Linked DNA regions of Homo sapiens: regions 2 and 3 are each linked to region 1. The links are chromatin loops, found by intact Hi-C in ENCODE. Cell type or tissue: IMR-90. All regions are shown on one strand. Region 1 overlaps COL25A1 (collagen type XXV alpha 1 chain). Region 2 overlaps COL25A1 (collagen type XXV alpha 1 chain). Region 3 overlaps COL25A1 (collagen type XXV alpha 1 chain).

Evidence for each region. Hi-C counts contacts between places; a loop is a spot of excess contacts. Peaks named below come from ENCODE experiments on the same cell type or tissue, not always from the same donor. Only the 100,000 strongest peaks of a DNase experiment are listed, where the experiment ranks them.
Region 2: a loop joins it to region 1, with 2.6 times the contacts of the local background. A loop is called at or near these places in 4 of 110 quality-filtered maps.
Region 3: a loop joins it to region 1, with 2.3 times the contacts of the local background. A loop is called at or near these places in 2 of 110 quality-filtered maps.

Annotation. Positions count from the first base shown.
Region 1 is chr4:108,845,896-108,853,895 of GRCh38, reverse strand. COL25A1 (collagen type XXV alpha 1 chain) reads left to right here. Exons shown (of 38, transcript NM_198721.4): 25 at 971-994; 26 at 1,616-1,660; 27 at 5,093-5,137; 28 at 7,677-7,757. Among named protein-coding and RNA genes, the nearest start is that of ETNPPL, 87 kb to the right of the region's middle. In IMR-90, no CTCF peak of the experiment used is centred here; a DNase peak (open chromatin) is centred at 4,035; H3K27ac peaks cover 1,027 bases.
Region 2 is chr4:109,074,089-109,082,088 of GRCh38, reverse strand. All of the region lies in intron 3 of COL25A1 (collagen type XXV alpha 1 chain), which reads left to right. Among named protein-coding and RNA genes, the nearest start is that of COL25A1, 220 kb to the left of the region's middle. RefSeq lists a silencer at 2,902-3,196. In IMR-90, no CTCF peak of the experiment used is centred here; DNase peaks (open chromatin) are centred at 2,138 and 3,098; H3K27ac peaks cover 159 bases.
Region 3 is chr4:109,043,864-109,051,863 of GRCh38, reverse strand. It overlaps COL25A1 (collagen type XXV alpha 1 chain), which reads left to right. Exons shown (of 38, transcript NM_198721.4): 4 at 1,685-1,729; 5 at 3,689-3,696. LOC124900756 (a long non-coding RNA gene) reads right to left here. Exons shown (of 3, transcript XR_007058225.1): 3 at 4,113-7,441. Among named protein-coding and RNA genes, the nearest start is that of COL25A1, 250 kb to the left of the region's middle. In IMR-90, no CTCF peak of the experiment used is centred here; a DNase peak (open chromatin) is centred at 4,863; H3K4me3 peaks cover 735 bases; H3K27ac peaks cover 352 bases.

The DNA.
Region 1 (8,000 bases):
ATGTGGTACATATACACCACGGAATACTATGCAGCCATAAAAAAGAATGAGTTCATGTCATTTGTAGGGACATGGATGAAGCTGGAAACCATCATTCTCAGCAAACTAACCCAGGAACAGAAAACCAAACACCACATATTCTCACTCATAAGTGGGAGTTGAACAATGAGAACATATGGGCACAGGGAGGGGAACATCACACACCAGGGCCTGTCAGGGGGTGGGGGGCAAGGGGAGGGATAGCATTTGGAGAAATACCTAATGTAGATGACGAGTTGATGGGTGCAGCAAACCACGATGGCACATGTATACCTATGTAACAAATGTGCACATTCTGCACATGTATCCCAGAACTTAAGTATAATAAATCAATCAATCAATAAATTTTAAAAACTCATTTGTTTTTCTGATTAAGTTCACAAAAAAATTGGAATGCCAAAAAAAAGGAAATTAGATTAATTCTATGTCGACTAATATCTTTAGTTATGGCACACACACACGCACACACACACACGCACAAACACAAAGTTAGTTTTAATGCAACAAATGAGCTGCAGACTAAAAGAGAAAAAATATGCAATTGGGTATTTCAGTTTTCTCTAATGAAGTACTCTCTAGAATAGTGCTTTTATCAATAGCAAAATTTCTCAGTTCACAATTATACTGACAAGCCTCTAGCATATATGACTTTACTGCATTATTTTTTTCAATCAGGTGAATTAAAATTTTGACATTTCTTTTTCTTCAGCCATAGATTTTTTAAATAGGATTCTAAAAATAATTTTTAAAAAATCTCTACAACTATACTGTATTGAAGATAGGGTAATATGTTCTCAGTATCTTGTCAAATCCTTTTAAGATATCAGACTAGCCAAACATATTCAAAAAGTTGATTATTTCACAAATGTATTACTGTACTTTGGCACACAAAATAGATAACTCTGTCTTTGTCAACACATTTTCCCAACAGAGGATTACCACCTTAACTGTCACGGTAACTCCTATTGCATGCTTTCTGTGGTTTGTGGTTTTGTATTTGGTGTTGATGCATGCCAGCCAAAATGGTACTAATGTAGCTATTGTTTTTATCTGATACTTAATTTTATGTTTTCTTGTATTAATAATCTTTTACATTTGCTCCAGTTGAATCACTTTGTCTGCTTAGTGAAAAGGTCAAGAAAAAAGTGATTGCTAATTTTCTTAAAAGTCTCTGGCCTTATCTGAACAATATAGCTTTATTCTTTAGGGTTTGGGAAATCAACGCCTTTGGGGTGGAGGGGTAAGGAGTGTATGTAGAAACAAAGCTAATATTCGTATGCTAATTCATCCCAATACGATGAGTGTGGAGCATGGCAGCAATTTTACATTGCCTTACCGAATCTACCCAGAAGCACCTTCCACATTATTTTGACCTCAAATGTGTTAATATTTTAGCATATAAATAGGTGTTTTTTTCTAATTATGTAACTAGTAAAATTTTTCCTCATTGCAAATTTATATTTGGGGAGATCTGATTACGATAGAAATAAGGAAGGTGTATAGTGTGCCTATTTAAGGTATGAATTTTAATACATATAATTACTACTTTTAAAAACTGTGCTTTTTCTTGATTTAGGGTCCCCCTGGACCTCCTGGACCTCAAGGACTACAAGGGCCAAAGGTTATTCTTTATTTACTTGTTTCCATTTATCACATACAGTGCAGGGAATACCGTATTAAGTATATGCATCTTTGAAAATCAGTCTTACAAAATGCTGAAGAAGCTGAGATCAACAGTATTGTTTTAGAGAGCGAAGAAAAGAAATTGAGGTCTGGACTGAAGGAAGATAGAAAATTAGAAAAGAAGAAGGGAAAATAGGAAAAGAAGAGAGAGAAATTTAATTTAGGGAAGACATTGAAAAAAGATATTAAACAAGGGAAAAACAAGTTCCACAGAAATTATAAATGTAAAAAACACTAAATGTGGTGTATGAAAACAAAAGAAAATGTTTGATTAAAGGAGGATTAGAGAAAATTTAACTTGACACCAAGAAAGATCCTTGCTTCTAATGCTTTTATAGTAAAAAGAGTAAGAAAAGTTTTAGTATGGTGCATTCACAAATCAAAATTTTAGGAATCATTTTTCATAATGCATTCTTTATTATATACTTTCAGACATTTTGCCATTTAAATCTTATCTAATGAAACATACCAACTAAAAATAGTAGAAGGCTAGAATTGCTTTATATCTAAACTTTGTTGATGGCTTTATCCCTCCAAACTGAAGCTTAGTCATTCAACCATGTTTGATCAATTAACACATGGCCAGTGATTCTGGCTTTTCAGAACTGAGCTACATGTGTTGAAATATGACTTTCGTCATTGGATTCTTGTAGGAGATTCAAGTTATTTCAGAATTCATCTTTTGTTAATGCTTCTTAAGGCAGTTTATTTGCTAAGTCTGTCATAACACACACTCACACGTATCAGCTTTCATACTCTCTCAAGATACTTAAAAACAGAAATCTAGTATATAGAAACTTTATTTTTCTATCATATAAAGGAATATAAATTACAATATTACTGAGCTCCTTGCCTATATATTTAGAACATAGATCCTAATTTCAAATAGATTTCTTGTATAACATTAATATAAGGTGTGGGATTTTTAACTTTCTATTTCTCCAGCACATTCTGGTCCCTAAGAGACATAACACAAAAAAACTATATATAATCTTTATTCTTGGTGAGCAACACTGCCTGGATCCCCATTCAATAATATCTTGGTGAGCTGGACTAGATATCCTAGAAGGAAATCTGCAATTTCTTTTTTTCCTTTGTGTAGAACCAACCAAGTGTCTAAGTTCATTATTTCACCTCCTCGCTTGACTAAGACTCCAGAACCAAAATTGTCCCCAAAGCTAAATACATATCTCATTTCCCACAAACCTCAAAAGTTTCCAGGACTTTTCTCTTCTCTACAGTCCAAAGGCCTAGAGAAGCCCCAAAGGCACCCATTCTTTGACCCAAAGAGGCAAAAAGGACCTCCTAGGTAAAAAATCTGTATCACTAAAACCTATATTCCCCTGGTTTTATAATCCAATTGCTATTCGTGTATTAATTCAGTTATTCAGTAAGTAATTTTTGAGCCTCTACTCTATGGTAAGGACTAATATCTAGTAAGGATACTAGAAAGAAATTCCAATAAAGGGCTTATGGCCTAGGGAGGGAGATAGGCAAGTAAAGGTACAATTATTAATAGAGTAAGTGCATAGAAGGTCCCTCTAAGTCTTAAGAGCCAAGGGTGGCTTTGAGTTGAAACTGAAAGACAGGAAGAAGTTGCCCAGATGAATATCTAGACAAGCAATATGGAGGAGGGTTGAGTCATTCTCGCTTACCTCCTACCCTTGCCATCCTTCCCAGTATGCTATCATCCCTACCCCACCCACCCCACAATGGTCTTATAATTGAGATCTTGTGTTAGCTGATGTAGTCCTTTATGTTTTTCATGGTCTGTCCTTGAGAAGGTTGGGATAATTGGGGTGGAATGTAGCTATGACCAAGAGACAGCAAAATGTAGCCTGAGTCAAGTACAGAACCCCTTCTGATCTTGGAATTCAGACTGAATGGGAACTTACTCAATTAGCATTTCTCCTTCATTTATCACACAAGAATTGTTTGATTCCCTACACATCAAATAACTCTTACAAACCCCATTTGAGGGGTGAAGGATAAATGAATAACTCATGAATTATGTTTTCCTTTTAAACACTTGTGAATCATATTTTAAAGGGAAAAGCCTAGCAAAGCCATCATTATTGGACCCACAGTGCTGACAAGTATTCAGACTCTGAATGAAACTAGGGCTTAGCCAGGTGCATCCAACCTCAGCAGACTTGTTTGTGGCAAAATAAAATTTGCTGCTACCACAAAGAGCAGGAAACCTGAAATAAGAAAAGGCCCTTCCCCCGCCGCTTTTCTTGCTTCATTTGTTTATAACCACAAGATCATGCCTTCCTTAAACACTGGAAAGCTCAAATTTCATGCTGTACCTCATAGCTCTTAAAGTTTTTACCAGGGAAAGGAGCTCTAACCATTTCAATATTGTGGTTTATAGTATCACCAAACAGGCCTTTCTAGAAAATACAGCCTCAGGTCAGCTCCGTTGGAAATCTGTCTGTGAGGCAGGCCTCTCACACTCAGAAGAGCTGTTTTTACAAAGTTTCCACAGTGTGGGATTCAGGGATATTTGTAATGGGATCCACATAAATGACTCATTGATACAAAATAATGCTTACTTTTCAAGGAATTTATTTAGTCACCTTTCAAAACTGAGAAGTGACTAAACATTTGCTGTTCGATTAACTTTCTGGCGTATTGTATAAATTTGCTTTTAATGAACATCTTCAGTTTAAAAAAGCAAACAAAAATCTCTATATTTTGAGTTTGTCAAAAATCCTTATAAATCATAACATGAATAGTAAATTTTAGTTCATTCATAGCACAGTATAAGAAATTGAATTGATCTAAAAGTTATTTCATATGCATTAAGATATCTGATTTATGATATCCTTCAGTGAGGCTTTTCTGGAAATTGCACACTCACAATCATGAATTTGTAACTAACTGTTTGAACTGTGCCAATTAAAATATTGTTGAAAATTCATGGGGCTTTGCATTTTACTTTTTTAGGTTAACTGTTATGTTTTCCTTTTTACTGAAATTGGAAAGTGAGAGAAATCATACAGAGGTTGTATGGAGAAAAAAATTAACTAACTGAGGCAGATAGGTTGTTGCTATAGGATATGGTCAGCTATCAAATTGTGTCTATCAGTTTTCCTTGACCACTCTTTTTTAGCCTGCATCTCACATGGAGAAAAAATAAAAACACTAAAAGCATTGGATCTTAGCTACATATAAATACTATACATAATCTTGAAGAAAGATTATTACTTCCCTTAGTTTAGATATGTGCTATAATAGAATATTCTCGGGTTATGATGCATTTGCTGAAAGTCAAATTGTGGTGTTAACAAACTAGCATCGTTTTTTTATGTAGTGCAGTATGTTACCAATGAGAATGGAGGCAAGTCATCTATTTTTATCTTAATAGGGAGAGCAGGGATCTCCAGGAATCCCAGGAATGGATGGAGAGCAGGTAATTTTCAAAGATGTATACTATTATTTAAAGCATCATTCTTGATTACTACTTTTATTGTAGGTTTGAAGCCAAAATGTCATGAGCATTGATATTTGATACCCTCTTTCTTTTAACCATTTGTTCTAGAGACTTCATTGACTCTAAAAAGCAGACATTAGTTTTCTTCGCAAAAACATCTAAGCCATATGATACTTCAGTTTTGTTCTTAATACTTTATATCAACCTACCAGTGACTCCCCTGCAAATTTTTAATAGACTTGTAAAATCATTACCAAGTTAGTAAAACTAGCCTAATTTTTGTCAGTGAATACAAATATGTCAAGATTAAAATCAGTGACCATAGTTTCCACAAAACTAAATCTTGCCTATATGCCTTTTTTAGACAATGTTTTCTTTTCCCAAATAAAGATGACACCTAATCCCTAGATCCTTAGAAAATACAGAAACAAGCAGGGAACTTGTAGCTTGACAGAGTATGGTAGTGTATCTCTGAGGGTTCCCTCTAAAACAGAAGTCGGCAAGCTTTGTTAATAAAGGTCCAGATAGTAAATGCTTTAGGCTTTACAGGCCACATACAATCTGTGTTGAAGTTTCCTTTTTATTTATTTATTTTTGGTTAACACCTCAACAATTTTTTTTTAAATTCACTCTGTACAAAAACAATCCCTGGGATGAATTTGGCCTGTGAGCCATGGTTTGGCGACCCCTGCTCTAAAAGAATCTGAGTTGGAGAACGTGGACAGTATTCAGAATTTGGAATGGAATCAAAAGGGTTAATTTCAAGATCTTTAGTGTTTTCTTGATTTCCATTATTTACCCAAGAAATGGCTAAAATCAGGAAAATCATAAGAAATCAAAAGGATTCTTAATACAGTTAGTGCACATATACTCCTCAGAAGAAAGTATTAGATAGGAAAATTAGGTTTAGGATTATTTTTACTATCAGAGTTATATGCTGAAATAATAATAATGCCATATTAAATGAACATGTGGTAAACAGAAACATAGATACCTTAGATGATTTGCTATATCATAGATCACTTAGAATTTTAAAGTCTGTCTATGTTACTTCTCTGACCATTGGTCATTATAAGCAATTAATTTGACATGCATAATGATATACATTATGGCTCCTACAGATATAGTAGCTAGCTTTTTTTTTTCTTCTGTAGGCTTTGCAAGGTCTTCTTCTATCACTAAGTACATTGGGTTGCCGTCCTGCTGCCATCACTAGATCCCTAAAAATAATCCAGGTCTTATTAATCAGTAAGATCCATCTATTCATTCAGGCACCTACTTACCCATTGGGTAATTCTGAATGCTATTAAATAGGAACAGTTAACAAGAAAAGTTCCTTTCCATAAATAATTTTTCTCCATCGGTTTTAATAAAAAAAAGATAAACAGGTTTGTGCAGCCTAGAAGCCCCTTACCATAATAACTATGATCATCTCTACTGAAGAATGAGCCATTAGTATATTGAAGTGAGTTTCCTAGGATGAAAATGCTTAAAAATATAAATTAATGTCAATATTAATATTATAAAATTCAGGCCAGGCATGGTGGCTCACGCCTGTAATCCCAGCACTTTGGGAGGCCAAGGTGAGCAGATCACCTGAGGTCAGGAGTTTGAGACCAGCCGGGCCAACATGGTGAAACCTCGTCTCTACTAAAAATACAAAAATTACCTGGGCATGGTGGCGCATGCTTGTAGCCCCAGCTACTTGGGAGGCTGAAGCAGGAGAATGGCTTGAACCCAGGAGCCGGAGGTTGCAGTGAGCCAAGATCGCACCATTGCGGTCCAGCCTGGGTGACAGAGTGAGACTCCAACTCAAAAAAAAAAAAAAAAAATTACAAAATTCAGATTTGTTAACATTCAAAATGCATATTTATCTATTTCCTCACTGTAAAGGAGAATAAAAATACCATTCTGACTCATCTCATAGAGACATCATGAGAACAAAATAAGAACACTGTGAAGAGGTTGTCATACTTTTAAGCATTGATTGAGCGTTAGTGTGTGGTAAATGATCCAGTGATTTATCAGTCTGTAGACTGGACCATTGAAAACTCATTGTGACTGGAACTTCTGCCTGCAGTTAGGAGGGAGGGGAGTATAGTGGGTAGAGATGAGAGAAATTTGGACATTTGTTATTATATAACACTAGGTCCCAGTTCAAAATACATCCTGTATTGTTGAGAATTAAGTCTATTAAGTTGTTTTCAGGTCTGGTGAGATAGAATTAGCTGCCAGGTAAAAATACAAAATCAGGAGAAATTATGTCAAAACCTAAGTTCATGTTTTTTATGCTTACATGGCCTAATAGAACTTAATCTATTTCATTACAAGGAGAAATAGTACTGATTGCATGTAGAAGGTTGCTGTAAGAAATAACTCTACCTAAAAACAAAAATCAGAATCATCTCAACATTGAACCCACCTATTAACGAAATTGATCGGAATTCTGTTTTCCCTAGGATGTAATTATCGGGGGTCATTATGCTGCTTACATGCCAACCTTGTCTATCATTTTTAGGGACTCAAAGGCTCAAAGGGAGACATGGGGGACCCAGGTATGACAGGTGAAAAAGGAGGAATTGGACTTCCTGGATTACCGGTATGTTTATACTTTCTGTTTGTTTATACTTTTTATATTATGTTCTTATTAAGATAAATTAAACAATCAGAAAAGAGTTATATTATTAGCTGCAATCTCATCTAGTGGTTCATCTCATATTTTTATTTTGAAATATTTGAGGTATTATTGGTTAATTACTCTAGGGAACTCAAATTGTAAGGCATGTAACCAAATGAATTATAAAGGAAGCCTTCATGTTTTCCTGAATTGTTTTCCCTAGAA
Region 2 (8,000 bases), 230 kb before region 1:
CATAAAAGACCACATAGTATATGATTCTATTTATATGAAATGTACAGAAAAGACAAATCTGTAGAGATAGAAAAGAGATTAGTGGGCTACGCGCGGTGGCTCACACCTGTAATCCCAGCACTTTTGGGATGCTGAGGCGGGCGGATTACCTAAGGTCAGGAGTTCGAGACCAGCCTGGCTAACATAGTGAAACCCCATCTCTACTAAAAATACAAAAATTAGCCGGGCGTGGTGGCACATGCCTGTAATCCCAGCTGCTCAGAAGGCTGAGGCAGGAGAACTGCTTGAGCCCGGGAGATGGAGTTTGCAGTGAGCCAAGACTGTGCCACTGCATTCCAGCCTGGCCGACAGAATGAGACTCTGTCTCAAAAAAAAAAATAAAAGAAAAAACAAAATAGATTAGTGATTGCCCATGGCTGGGTTGGGGGTGGAGATGGGTTTAGGGGTTGATAGCTAAAGGGTATGGGTTTTCTTTTTGAGGAGATAAAAGTGTTCTAAAATTTACTGTGGTGATGGTTGCACATATCTATGAATATACTAATTATCATTCAGTTGTACACTCTAAATGGATAAACTGTATGGTATGTGAATTACATAGAAATAAAGCTGTTACCAAAAAACACACCAAAATATCAGTTTCCGAAAAAATAGTATAGTTTAGTTAGATCAGTTTGGGTTCATTACTAATGTTTATTAAATATTTCAACTGTAAAAAATGAAAGCAACTGGAATTAATATTCTATCTAATCTAAAGATATTTTCTATAATTTTTGTATATCCCTTGCCCTTTTTTCTGAATAGATGATCTAGAGCACTTTTTTTGATATGAGGTAAAAAACTGTAGTGGGTGATAGAGTATTGAAAGCTGAGCCATGATGGTATATTAGATTGGAAAGACCTTGTACATTGTTCCGGTCAAGCATAAAACATACATTAATCAATTCATACGTGTGAGGCAGAGGAGATGCACAGTAAATTATGATGGTATCTTGGGGGAAATATTGACCATGCATGAAATGCTTCTGAATTCTCCCAGTGACCCTACTCGCCAGCAATGTGACCTTGCGCAGGTTATTTATTCTCTGAAACTTTTTGTTACCTGTTCAATGTGGATACTACTACTCTTCCCAGAACTTTTATGAGGATCAAATTAGATAAGTATATTATGCATCTAGCACAATGCTTGGCGTATCATATGAGCTCAGTAATTTAAGAGAGTTGATTGCAACAACTGAAGTGGGAGATAGCTGAAAATAGAACAGTTTCACTGAGGGTGGAAAGGAAGGAATATATCTAGAAAATTTTCATAAAATTTAGGTGGCAAAATCTAATTATGTACAATTGTGAAAGAATAGTAATAAATAGGAAGCCGTTTAAGTCTGATATATCTAAATAACATAAAAAACAGAGGGCTCCCATGTAATACTCATTAGAACCCCGGGTTCAACATCTTTTGATAATTACATAAAAAATATCACTGCTCATCATTGTTCTTAAGGTAATTAGTGAATTATGTATTTTAAAATTAATCCTATATGTTGGGTTATTTAGGTGAGAAAAATAGAGGAGTTGTTGGAAAAGAACTTGTCAATTTTTACAGTAGAACACTTTGGGTAAGGGTATCACAGACTTACGGAGTCCTACAGGTGATTTATCCCTTGCTTCTTATGTAATTTAATATTTTTTTCTATTAGGATTAACCTTCTTAGGTAAATATTGTATTACTGTATTTATTATTATTATATTTTTAAAATCCATGGAGAAACAGTTTAGTATAACGGTTAAGACCAAAGACTCTAGAGCCAGACTTCCTAACTCTACTACTTAATAATTAGTTAAGAAATTATTTAACTTCACTATGCCTCAGTTTTCTTATCTATAAAATGGGAATAACAGGAGTACCTATCATATAAATTGAGGTAAGGATTACAAGAGTGATTAATATCTATAATAGCACAGTACCTGGCACATGGCTTATGCTACGTGTTGTTAATGGTGGTGTGTGGTGGGGGTAATGATAACGACAGCTCAATTTGGTGATGACAGTTTGCAAACAGAAGTTGGCACAGCCCAATTCCTTGAGTAAAGCACTCAACTGATATTAGTATAAACACCTCTATACTGACTGGAAAGAAAGCCATTGACTCACTTCCTGTTTCCATTACTTTTGTAATCTGAGTTTAAATTACGTATCAATGGTTGCTATTCCATATTGCCCCTGTAGTCTCTAATTATTTCAGTAGATATGATGAATTTCTCAAAACAGCACCAGTTTTAACTCGCTTGAACTCTTAGAAATGTAAATAAATAAGACTTTTCAGGAAGACTGGAAGCCTGTGACACAAAAATGTGCTTATCAGCTCCAGAATGCTGGAAAACTACTCTAAATGGATAGATTTTTTTTTCTTAAGTTTTGCAGTGAAGAGATTCAATTTTCTCAGCTGCTGCCTCCTATAAGCCAGAATTAGCTCCTTTTATTGTGTGCACTTTTTAGCTATCTGAGCTTGAATTTATTCTAGCTCTTATTATAGGTGTTTGTATATCTCTGTGTACATACTGAAATCCTCACCTGGATAAGGGCGATGTGTTATTTTTCAGCTTTTCATCTCAGGACTTAGCACAGTACCTAGCCCATAAAATGACAACATTTTTTGTTGTTGAATAAACGAATGTATGACTCAATTCAGAAGGATTGCTCAAATGGCTATAAAAAATTTTCAGTTAATACTAAACACTATGCTACACAGTTAAACTGGATTGATTAATGGTAAATAGTGTAGAATATTCTTCAATAGAACAATGAGAGCATTCAGCTGTCCAGCTGGAAATCTGTCTGGACACTGAAAACAAATGGAAATCTTGGGGAGAAAAAAAATTCACCTAAAAGATTGGTGAAGCTTTACTTTAGTTCAGTCTGAATCTTGGGATTATTATGAAACTGTATTTCAGAATGATCTGTCTTATTTAACACCATTCTTTCACTCCCCTTCTGAAAAAGCACAGTAACCTAGATCATCAATCTGTTTCCAGAAGCATCAGCAGAAATTGTAAGATTCTTCTGACCACAAGACTCTGTAGGCTTGCCAGTGAAAACATGGATTTTTTTTCCTTGCCTTTTGCACTTGGCATTCCATGTAGTAAGCAGAAACAAATATCAGGATTCAAAGGCTCTCTAGGCTACTCTTTCCCCAGAACTCACATTCAGAAATGCATCTTTGGAAGCCAGTGTGCTGTAGCTGCTAATCATACCAGGAAGGTGTTCAGGATTACAAGGGCAAGTAGGAAGTCTGCCCAGGCTGCGGATTTGCAGGCACTTCACAGTGTTGCTACTTCTGTCACAACACAGTCCATGCTAGATTTCTGCCTTGCAATTCATCTAGTTTTTCCCCTATGGATTTTAACATTTCACCTAGAAATAACTTTCCTGCATATTATAAGACCTATTTAAACATTTGGATGGGCTTTTGTGTAAATAGTGTCTTTTTTTCTATATTCCATTTTAATAAATGTGTATTCTTAATCTGATGCCAGAAAGAGCTGTGAAAAGCAGCTTTATGGTAAATATTGTTTAAACATGCTTTTCTAAACTTTTATTTTTTGAGAAAAGCCTGCATGACAGTTTTGGTGATGCAAATGCTATATGTCATTTATTTTATTTAGTTTAAAGAAAAATGCAGACTTGAGAGTATCTGGCGATTTATGATAGATAACCTCAAAAATTATATAAAGTACTGCTGAAATTCACATGGTTAACTTAATTACACTGTGGTAAATACTCAGAGGGAGCATCATAAGTATCGGAGGCTACTTTTAAATAGAACCAAGATCCCTGACTCTTATTTAAAAAGCAAAGCAAAACAAAAACCTTCAACACATTCTAGGAAATGAGTTATGGGTGATGTTATTCCAGTGTTGTTTTGAGTTTAGGAAGTTATAGGAAAATTAGCAGAAAATTAGAGTTTAATAGAGAAACCCAGGCACTGCAAAAATCTTCTTAAAAGACAAACAAGTCAAGAGGCTATCTGGACAGACCCGGATAATGGGTGACATTGTAAGAGCAGCCGAGAAAAGATAAGAAAACACCCCTACTACTACGAACAGACCACTTCTATCCTCTCTCCATCCCCAAAATTATCCTTTATGGGTGATGGCCAAAGAATTGAATACCTATATTTCAAACTACTCTGAATGTGAACATTTCTGTCACCCAAAAAGCAGCGAGTAGGGAGATGACCCTTGTCAGAGTTATAAATGACCTCCTCACATTGTGGAGAAATTTTACTTTCTCCTGCAGTCTTATCCTTCGGCACTTGATCTTAGTACAGCTTTCAACACCATCTATTATGACATAGCTTGAAAATGCTTGAGGGTGTTTGCCTTTCTGTCTGTTTCCATTTTAAAATAGTTTCATTCTTACCCTTCAGACGGTTGACATCATGTATCCATGGCTGCCCATTGCTCTGGGGCTAAAATGTTTGAAGCTGGTGTTCATTGGGCTTCTAATACACACTCATAGCTATTTAAAATTTTTAGTCTGCCTTTAGGCCTAGTACCTGCTAGACAGAATAGTGACTGTCAGTGTTAGCTGAAGAAAGTAATGTTTAAAATAATGTTGCCGCTTTTGTTCCTTAGCAGGAGTGTTGGGGGCGGGGGGGTGGTGGTGGGAAGAGGCAATAGATGGAAGGCTAGTTTTGTTTTTATTAGCATTATGGAAATAGAGATCTGAAAGAAATTCCACAAGCTGATAGTTTATCCCATGTTCCCTAGAGCAGTGCTTGGTCTTGTGCTTAAGTATTGCTGTATAGATATGGATTCCACAATCTCTCATTTTCTACTGTTTCCATTCTAAAAGTTTATTGTTTTTAAAAATTTTCCTTTGTATGACTTTAATGCGTCCTGCTTTGGTTTTCCATTTTCATTTAGCCCATGGTGGTCACTTATCAAACCCTTTACTTATTGTTTGGTGTTGTGCCAATTAGCTTTTCTGATGATTTGCTTTAAACACAGCAAGAGCAATCATTGCAGGACCCTTTACTGCAGAGGTCCCCAGTCCCTTCAAAGTTCGGGTATCGGTCCATGGCCTCTTAGAAACTGGGCCTCACAGCAAAGGAGGTGAGCAGCAGGCAGGCAAGCCAGTGAAGCCTAATCTGTATTTGTAGCCACTCTCCATTGCTTGCATTACTGCCTGAGCGCCACCTCCTGTCAAATCAGCAATGGCATTAGATTCTCATAGGAGCATGAATCCTATTGTGAACTGTGCATGTGAGGGATCTAGGTTGTGCGTTCCTTATGAGAATCTAATGCCTGATGATCTGTCACTGTTTCCCATCACCCCCAGATGGGACCATCTAGTTGCAGGAAAACAAGCTTAGGGCTCCCACTGATTCTACATTATGGCGAGTTGTATAATTATTTTGTTATCTATCACCATATAATAAAGTGCACAATAAATGTAATGTTTTTGAATCATCCCCAAACCACCCCTGGCCACTGGGTCCATGGAAAAATTCTCTTCTACAAAACCAGTCTCTGGTACCAAAAAGGTTGGGACCACTGCTCTACTGTACTTACTAGTGTAGCAGATATTCTTATTAGGAATCACATGCAAAGTGTTCTTCATTGTTGTCTCAGGAATCAGCAGAACACCAGGGTTAGCACATAAAAAGCACTCGATAAGTGATAAATTGATTAATACATTAATAAGCTACTAGGGTTAATAAAAGTTGAAAGTGGGACAAAGAACAAATTCCCTCTTAAAGAGAGAGTTAATTTTACTGTGAAGCACAAAGCAGATATTGCTGATATAGTTTAAAACACCTAAAAAATCATATTCATATGACCCTTCAGAATTCTGATGAGTGTAGATATATAGTTGTTCCTTGGTGTCAGTGGGAAACAGGTTCCAGGACCTCCCATGGATACCAAAATCCATGGATGCTCAAGTTTCTGATACAAAATGGAGTAATATTTGCATATAAGCTATGCATATTCTCCCTTACACATTAAATCATCTCTAGATTACTTATAATACCTAATACAACATAAGTGCTATGTAAATAATTGTTATACTATACTGTTTAGGGAATAATGATAAAAAAGAAAAGTCTGCACATGTTCACTACAGATGCAATTTTTTTCCCAAATATTTTCTATCTGTGGTTGGTTGAATCTGCGATACAGAATGCATGGATACTGAGGGTTGACTGTATTTATTGTTAATGCTTAAACATTTGAAATATGCATTGTCAGTTAGAATTCTCAGGAAACACTCGATGTTTTGGTATTTATGTGGGCTTTTAAGTGCATACATAAGATCGTATAGATTGTTAATTTGGCTAAGTCTGTGTGGACTATATGGTGGGTAAAATATACACAGGAAGTGAAAGGCATAAAATTCTTAATATATTTTTATTACATATTGTGTTAACTTTTTTCCTTTGGGGCTACATTTTTTCAATGTTAATAGATGTCTTTGAGAAAGAAAGTATAATCTAAAAGTGTGTACTCTCCCAAAATTTTGTGAGAAGATCTAATAGGTTAAAAAATAAAGTTTTAATATACTTTGATATTTCATCTATTTTGTCATTCTATTTTATTCATATCACATAATAGCAATTCTTATGATCATTTCCCCCTTCAAACGTGACTCTAGTCATGTCTTGTCTTTAATTCCAAGTATATAGAATAACTTAAAATTTCTTCTCTGTTTGTATATACATCTAGCTCTATTAATAAAACACTTCCAATTTTAAAGTATATGTATTTAGATAACTAATTTAGTAATTATTTTATTATAATAGGAAAGAAAGTGCCTACATATCACTTGAAAATTATTTAAAAGAACAAAATAATGAGACTAACAGTGATATTCTGTTCTGGTGTTAAAACTTCCACCATAGATTCTAGCAACTCAGAAAATGCTGATGTTTCCTGGATTTTGAATTGGTACTTAACTGTCATATTCTCATCATAAAACTGTGAGATGATGTCATCTGGGGAATATTATCTGCTTTTAGAGGACTTGTGTTACTGAGAAACTTAATAACCTATTTTGGTGAAATTACCTTTTCTTTGTTGTTTTGCTTCTTTGTTAGGGATACATGCAATACAGAGCTCACCTAACTTTAGCATTGTGTTTTGGGGGACCTATTTTGTGTACAAATGTGTGAGTTTATGTTACCAATTCTTAAGTCATGCGCATACTTCTTACAATCTTATTAAGAAACTTTATGCTTTTCTGGTGTCTGAGTGGTATCAATGGCACTCTAGTAACTAAAAATTTGCTAAAACAAGCTTAGTTTTCTTAAATGAAACATCTATGATTTTCTTAGCTGTATGATTCCATTGAATGCCTAAATGGTGGCACTATTATAAATGAGTAAATCATTTAATCATATTCTCATAATTAATGAGAATAATACACAGAACTCCCTTCGGATAGTATGTTAATTTCATTACTTAAACTAAGTCACATCATCAGGAATCCAACTGCCTATATAAATTTCATACTGTTTAAGGAGCTTGGGAGAACTCTTTGGATTATATACATTAGCTAACCCTGTTTAACATTTCATATAATTTGGCATATGAATGAATGTTGTACATTTCATTTTCTACGACAATGGGAATTTTTAAGAGTAGTTGCTTATTCTTTCTTCAAAGCAAAGAAAGCCAATAATACTCTCAGGTGGGGGGACTAGAATTGTTTATTTTTTCTGGTGCCATTTTGATTTATTTCTCAACTAGTCCAAACAGCAACACAAACATTGAGTCTGCCTGAATCAAGGGTCCCCAGTCCTTGGGCCACTGACCAGTCCTGCTCCTTGGCCTGTTAGGAACTGGGCTGCACAGCAGAAGGCAATCAGTGGGTGAGTGAACATTACTACCTGAGCCCCACCTCCTGTCACATCAGTGGTGGCATTAGATTCTTATAGGAGCGGGAATCCTACTGTGGAACTGCACATGTGAGGGATCTAGGTTGCATGCTCCTTACGAGAATC
Region 3 (8,000 bases), 200 kb before region 1:
TTGAAATATAAGTTCAATCATAGGACTGCTATATTCAGTTTTGGAAAATTCTCGTCTGTCATCTCTTCCACAATGGCTTCTAATGGTCCTACCATGTGAACCACAGACATTATAAGTATATAGTAGTTGCTAGAGAGTTCTTAGTTTAAGTGATGTTATACTAGAAAAAATATAATTCTTAGTCTTAAGGAAGTTTTATATATCAGATTATGTCTGTGTGTGTGTGTGTGTGTGTGTGTGTGTATGTATGTGTGTTTGAACAGATGTATTAACTTTATATTTTCGTACCTTTTAGGGTTCTCTGGGCTCATTTACTCATTTATATGATTCTTCTCCTGTTCCCAATCTGGCCAAGATACCTTGAATATGATGAAAACATCCCTTTATTCTAGAATATAGAAAGAAATCTGAAATTTCTATTGGCAGTTTTGGACTTTGCTACAAAGCTTATTCTCCTAATATTTTCTATTGGTTTTATTGCTCAATTGTTTCTTAACCTCTTACAAAATACAGACGGTCAGACTTATTCTGTGTAAGGGACTGGAAGGAAACTAACTGCCCCACTGATGTTTTTGTTTCTCATGATAGTGTTTCCATGTGGGAGCCAGTAGCTCAGGATCACATTGAAAGTCGCTTGGATACTAAGGCCTGTGCTGCCTGTGTCTTGAACTTTCTAAAGTTTGGAAGTCATCAGTCCTACTTAGCAGCTCATTCTTTAAAATCAGGCAGTTCTGTATTTTCCTTGGCCTTCTTCTCCTGGCAAATATTGTAAGACCTCAATTCTCATTGTGGGCTAATTATTCTCTTCTATTTGCCTGAACCATAATTCAATGCAAGGCTACTCCTGCCCAAGGAAATGAGGACAGAAATTATATAATTGAGAATAATGGCTTGAAAGCCATGAATGTCTAGAATCTTGTGCGAAGTCTGATACATACTAGCTTGGTGGTCTTTACCGGTAACTTACCAAAAAAAAAAAAACAAGTTTTTTTCTCTGCTTTTAAAATGGGATCATCATAAAGGCTAACTATTTATTGAATGACAATAATGAACTTGCCCTTGTAGAAAAATCAGGCCTATAATTACTACCTAAACACTGTCTTATTAAAAAGGTTGTGATTTTATTCAGGTGGTTGTTGATCGGTGAAATTCCAATATATTCACATTTAATGAAATATAAATATTTGTAAGGATTATTTTCCATTACTAATATATACATTTAACTAACTGCTAACTAAACATTTTCAGAAAATTATGATGGACCTGACTGAAAAGAAACTGTAAATCATTTGGACTTAGTACTTTTAAATTATTAATTAGTACTTTAATTATTCATATACTGAAAAGAAATATTTCTTAGAAATATAAAACTCAACTACCAATTTTCTTAGCAAACCCTTTCTTTATTGATGATATTAAAGCAGGATGAACAAAAATTCCCAATCGTTAGTTTTCTTAAGTAACACTAGATGATCATGTATCTAGAGTAGCTTTTATAATTAAATGAACCTTAAGAGTTTTGCTGAAACACTAAAGACAATACTGACCTTTACAAATATCTGATCCCTTTCTTGAAGTTGGTAGTTAAAAACAATGAGAAAATATATATAAATTATTTACTAGCTATTTTGGAACCAGGAAAAAGAATTAAACTACACTAAAAAAATTATCCTTTGTATTTCAGGCCCTCCAGGGAAACGAGGTAAGAGAGGCCGAAGAGGAGAATCTGGTAAGTCTCTCTTTCAGCTGCTCTGTGTCACTCATGTTCTGGTTAAGTTCCGGCATCTGTTCTTCCTAATTAATGATAATATTGTCTTGTTGGAGGTTATATGTGTGTGTTTAAATCTTTCTCTGCTAGACCTAGTTGTATTTGTTTATTTATTATTTTTTAATCTTCTCCTTATTTCTATTAAACTGTAAAAAGGAGAAGTTTGCAAAGTATTGTTAATTGCAGTTTAGTAACAATTGGTACCCATTTGGGGCTTATTTACTGGGTCAAGTTAAGTCTGTCCTTTCTATGTACAATGGCGTGTTTCTCAGCTGCACACGGTGTGATAGCATCACCCACGTTTCCATCTATATAGGTGGTCAGTCAATGTAGGTCCTTTGCAAAAACATCTGCCTTGGGACACTAGGGCACATGTCTTAGAAAGCTGTGTTGTTATTTTATCCAATTGGCACAATTCTGTCATGCTTTTACTCTTACCGTTTTCAAAATTTGGGAATGTTTTATCCTTCTTGTACAACCATGGAATTTTAGTGATGACAAGAGCCTTAGTAATCAATCTAGAATTTTCATTTTGTAGTTGAGGAAATGGAGGCCCATAGCAGTCAGGTGATTTGGCCAAGGCAAAACTTGAAACAGAACCAATTGTCCTGATTCCTACTTCAGGACATTCTTGCTTTCAGGCCAAATCCCTATATGTAAAACAAATCCCCAATGTAAAACAGAAAAGTCAAGTAAAATTTCTTTTGAAACTGAGATGATCTGTATAAATGAGTTCACTTACTGTTTTTCTTTTTTTGGAAATGACCACATAAAGTCTTATCAGGCCATTAATTCTTACATGCAAGATAAAGTAATTTAAGGTTTGACTCTAGCATGCTGTAAATTGTTATTTTTCAGTATTTTCTCTAAGTATTTTTCAATATTAAAAATAATCAACTACTAAGTATTGAAACAGAAACATTAACCTATCAAGAGCTGATAGCAGATTAATGTGTGGTTTTTTTTCTTGCCTCATTTTCTCTTCCATTTTAAGAAAGATGTAAAAGTAAAAAGCATTTGTGAAAATTTATTAATTTGAGCAGTGTAGTTGCTTATTTTTTTTAAAGAGTATTGTCAAAAGCTACCTTTAAAGCTCATTGAATCTAAATAATTGGAAACTTGTATAGGTATTCCTTCACAAAGTGCAAAGTTTTCTAATAGAGGACACTTTATAAATTTGTTTTGAGGAAAAAGAAATGATAAAACATTAGTGGAATCAGATAATCATAGAAATGATCTTTGATCTTTGTCAAAAGAAAGAGGATTTTGGGGAAAAAGTGAAAAATTTATGCTTATACAAAGTTTCATAGAAAATAAAAGCCAATTTCCAACTTCCTAGCTACTTAGAACTAGTATTTTAATTGAGCATAATGGTGTGTGAAATATTTAAAATTGTCTTAGACTTTGCCTGTTTTGATGGTTTTAAAGAAACTTACATAAACGTGAGGACCTAGTCTTTTGCATATTTACAATAATGATGAATAAAAAATTCTAAGGACAAATAATTGGTACATTTCTCATTTGGCTGTTTTATCAAACTCAAGAAATTATATATCAATTCTCTATAACTGGTCTATCATAAATTACCAAATATTCTCATAATTCATACTTCTCTAAACTTTTATAAATTAGTCTTTACTTAAGATATATGAACATCTCAGTAATTCATAGACAGGCTTCAGGGAATCTAAAAATTACTTGAAATTTTATGTAAAATTTTGTGTGCAATTATAAATTTTTTTGAAATGGTCTCAAAGGCTCCATGGTCTAAAAATGATTAAGAATCAGTGAATTTAAAAAAACTTCCATGTCTATTATGTCATGCTGATGATTATGCTCATATCTTTTGTTTGATTTTAATATTTTGCATATTCACTAACTCCTCTCTCTCTCTTCTCTCTCCACCTGCTCCCCCCATAGGTCCTCCTGTAAGTATGTTTGCTGCACTTTGGCTTGTTTGCATTTATCAGGATTGTGTATGTTAAAACTTTGTTAAAACACCAAAATATAGTCTCTATGTCTATTAGAAAAATGTTACTGACCTTTTAAGAGTATACTTAAAGTGGTCAGTCGCGGTGGCTCACGCCTGTAATCCCAGCACTTTGGGAGGCCGAGGCGGGTGGATCATGAGGTCAGGAGATCGAGACCATCCTGGCTAACACGGTGAAACCCCATCTGTACTAAAAATACAAAAAATTAGCTGGACATGTTGGTGGGCGCCTGTAGTCCCAGCTACTCGGGCGGCTGAGGCAGGAGAATGGCGTGAACCCGGGAGGTGGAGCTTGCAGTGAGCCGAGATCATGCCACTGCACTCCAGTCTGGGCAAAAGAGCGAGACTCTGTCTAAAAAAAAAAAAAAAAAAAAAAAGAGTATACTTAAAGTTTGGAAAATTATTTTTTAGATACACAATTTTGTGATCATGTGATGTTAGAATGCAATATATGTCCATTTAAATTTGTTTTAAATTTTTTTATTTCCATAGGTTATTGGGGAACAGGTGGTATTTGGTTACATGTTCTTTAGCAGTGATTTGTGAGATTTTGGTGTACCCATCACCTGAGCAGTATACACTTCACCCTATTTGTGGTCGTTTATCCCTCACCCCCTTCACACCTTTTCCCCCGAGTCCCCAAAGTCCATTGTGTCATTCTTATGCCTTTGCATCCTCATAGCTTAGCTCCCACTTATGAGTGAGAACATATGATGAAAAACGTTTATTTTTGATATGATCACACACCAATACCCTCGTGGGATTTTTGGATAACTTATGAAGATTCTGATTTTAAATCCTTTTCCTGGAATTCTGAGGTTTCTTTTGCAAGCAAATCTCCAAGCTATTTCACACTTCTTTTTTCATCTGTTTAAACTTGTATCTGAAATATTTGCATTTGCCAGTCTGCCAAATGTAGATGGCAACATGATCATGGAAATGATACCCCCAGTGAGCTTGGACCAGTCCTCCCTCCTTAGGCAACACTCCCTTTGAAGTCTGTTGGAGTTTTGCCTGCATAAAGAACATGAGATGGAGCCCTTGGAGAGTTTCACTTTCTTTTTTCTTTCCTTGAGTAGGTCATAGCTGCAGCATTCCAGTCTGTTTTGCACTCACAGGAACAGATTATCTTGTCAGCTCTGAGCTAGATGTGTTTTTGAGTAATATCCTGGATATCTGTATCTGACCCCAGTGTTTATACTGTGCAGTGTGCATTTACGGTAGCAATGATCATTGGCCTTGAGATATTTTCTCATCCTGGATAGTCAGTTTGCTCCAAGGTTCGCAGACTCCACGTTGGCAACTTATCTAACAGGCCAGCATGGTCCAGGGACAGGGGCTTAGCGTGTACTTATTTACTTTATTCAGAGGAAACGTTGGCCTCCAAATATCTTTTGCAGTCTTCCTGCCACGTTCAAGGATGGAACATTAATCATGTTAGAAATGACTTTGCTTCTGTAACTGACTTTCAGCTCTTGCTTAATGCTAGGCAGATGGCATGCCTTAGGTCTAGGAGTCTTTACTTTTTGGCTTCATACTTAAGTCTCTTCATGTTAAGTAAGTAACAAACCACTACTACCCAGAGGAAACTCCTGAGGTTACGGCTGGAGTAGAGTGTTCAAGGCTTCTTTTTTTGGAATCCACATTAGCTATGGCAAGAGGTAGTTAAATCTCATTTCTGCCTTATGAATTCTTCAGGATTCTAGTACTTCCTCTTTGATTCCTCGAAAAATCACGCAACCATATAGCTCTCGCTTTCTTGAGGCCATCTGTTAGTCCAAATTTTCTACCTAAAGATGTCAATTGTTCCTCCTTTTCTTATTACATAGAAATAAGAGAGAATTAGCATTAAGCCCCTAGTGTAAGGCAAGCAATATTCTAGGTACTTTACATGTATAATTTCATTTTGTTCTCACACCAACCCTCTGATGTTACCATTCCTATTGTTCAGTGAGGAAACTGAGGCTCATAGAGGTTAATTACCAAAGGTTGCACAGCTAGAGGATTTGCAAAGTTGAAATTCAATTAGATATGTCTGATTTCAAATCGATTCAGTTTACCACTTTATTCCATTCCTTATGAATTATAGTTGTGTTATAACATGGATCATTGTTACATGGGTTTGTCAGGCCATGGGTCAAATCATATTCCTTGATTAAAATAATCACATAAAATATAAAATTATGGCCGAAACTGCAAAATGGCTAATCTATAAAACAAGTATTGATACTGTCCCACCTTGACTACATTTTAAAGAAGTTATAATATGTTTGGCAAACAGCATCAAATCCAAGAAATAAAGTATAATCATGAGTTTCCATACTGACTGGAAGATAATTCAAGTTGCTTATATTTGATAAGATGAAAAAACATTGATTGTACAAAAGAGAAAAAAAACATTGATTATGCTATCTTTACTAATACAATACAACCCTACCATAGTACTTAGGACCCAATATCATGGGCTTCCTTGTGGGTAAAATACATTATGATGAAATCTTCTTGAGCCTCCAATTCCTAAATCTCCATGTATAATGTCTAAAAAGTATCTGCCTTCCATCAAATTTTGCTTTAGAGTAGGTGGCTTTATAACAAATTTCTGGCATATTTTTTATATCTGAGTAAATATTAATGAACAATGGGATTATTACAGTTAAATAAGTTTATCATCAGTATGTTTATTTAGAGGCAATACCCAATTACTGACAATTTTAATTTCTAGGGACTATTCCTATTTTTACATCACCTTAATTTTATGTACAGTTAACCCTTGAACAATGTGGGGGTGAGAGGCACCAACCCTCTGCTCAGTGAGAAATCCACAGATAACTTTTGACTCCCCAAAAACGTTACTACCAATAACCTACTATTGACAGAAAACCTTACTGATAACACAAATGGTTAATTAATATACATTTTATATGTTGTATGTATTACATACTGCATTCTTACAATAAGCTAGAGAAAAGATATTATTTAGAAAATCACAGTGAAGAGAAAATACATTTACTATTCATTAAGTAGAAGTGGATCATCACAAAAGTCTTCATCCTCACCATGTTCACATTGAATAATCTGAGGAGGAGAAGGACGAAAAGGCGTTGGTCTTGTTATCGGCAGAGGAGGAGGAAAACTGGCATATAAGTGGACCAATGTGGTTCAAACCCATGCTGTTTAAGGTCAACTGTATATATTTTCCTTTCACTTCTTTTTCCTGAACTAAAATCTGACAGTTTCTGTAATTTTAATTTTTAGAGAAATGTATTGTCCTACTTTGTATCTTTTAAAACATTATTCAACTATCTCCTCAAGTGTGCTATCGAGGCATATATTGTCATCTTAATCACAGTTGCCCTTGCCTCCATTCTGCACTCTAAATATAAAGCACAAAATTGGTCTGAGAAGTTAGTCTTGCTTCTGGTGAGCAATCCTTGGCACAGAACCTACATCGAGTAAATTTCTCAAACTTCCTTCTGGCCCGCAGTTCCCATGGTGCTGTGGCTTCATGTGTACAGACAGATTAGAAAGTGTAACCTGGGATCTTGATGTATATTTTGCTGTCATTCACTTTCACTTCATTATGAAATGTGCTCCAATAGTGCAAGAGACATTTGGACACTCAGTAAAACAAACAAACTAACTAATAAAAAATTAGATGGCCCAGGGGATAATGGCAGATCTCACTGTAAGATTAAAAGAAACAAAAAAGAAAAGTATTAATGATAAAATTTAATTTAGCAACCATATATTTGCAACTTTACTTAGAATGTTTTGGAAAACTTGGATATATTCCACTAGAATTATGTGTGGATATATAACTATGTGTTTCTTTTGTCAGTTTTTATAGTCTTGCATATTGAGATCATTTATAATTTAAACTTGAAATACAACTTGAATTAGATCCCGTGTATCAATTTATTCTCTAGGAAGCTTTCAGCTTATTACTCAGCCTTATCTATTTTGAGATATATATATTTATATACATACATACACACACACACACACACACACACACACTATCAGAGGAGTCTCTGCTAAAAATGGCTGCAACAGAGCAATTTTGTGATAATGTATATAATTTGTTTTTAAGTGAATATCACATACTTTTTTCTATTTTCTTTCTCATAAAGGTAACACATATTAGAATATTGTTCTAATGGACTCTGTGCATGTGCTTTGAGCATCAAGCTCAGATATCACAACTGTATTTGCTAGAATGATTTGTCAGTCCATTGTATTATG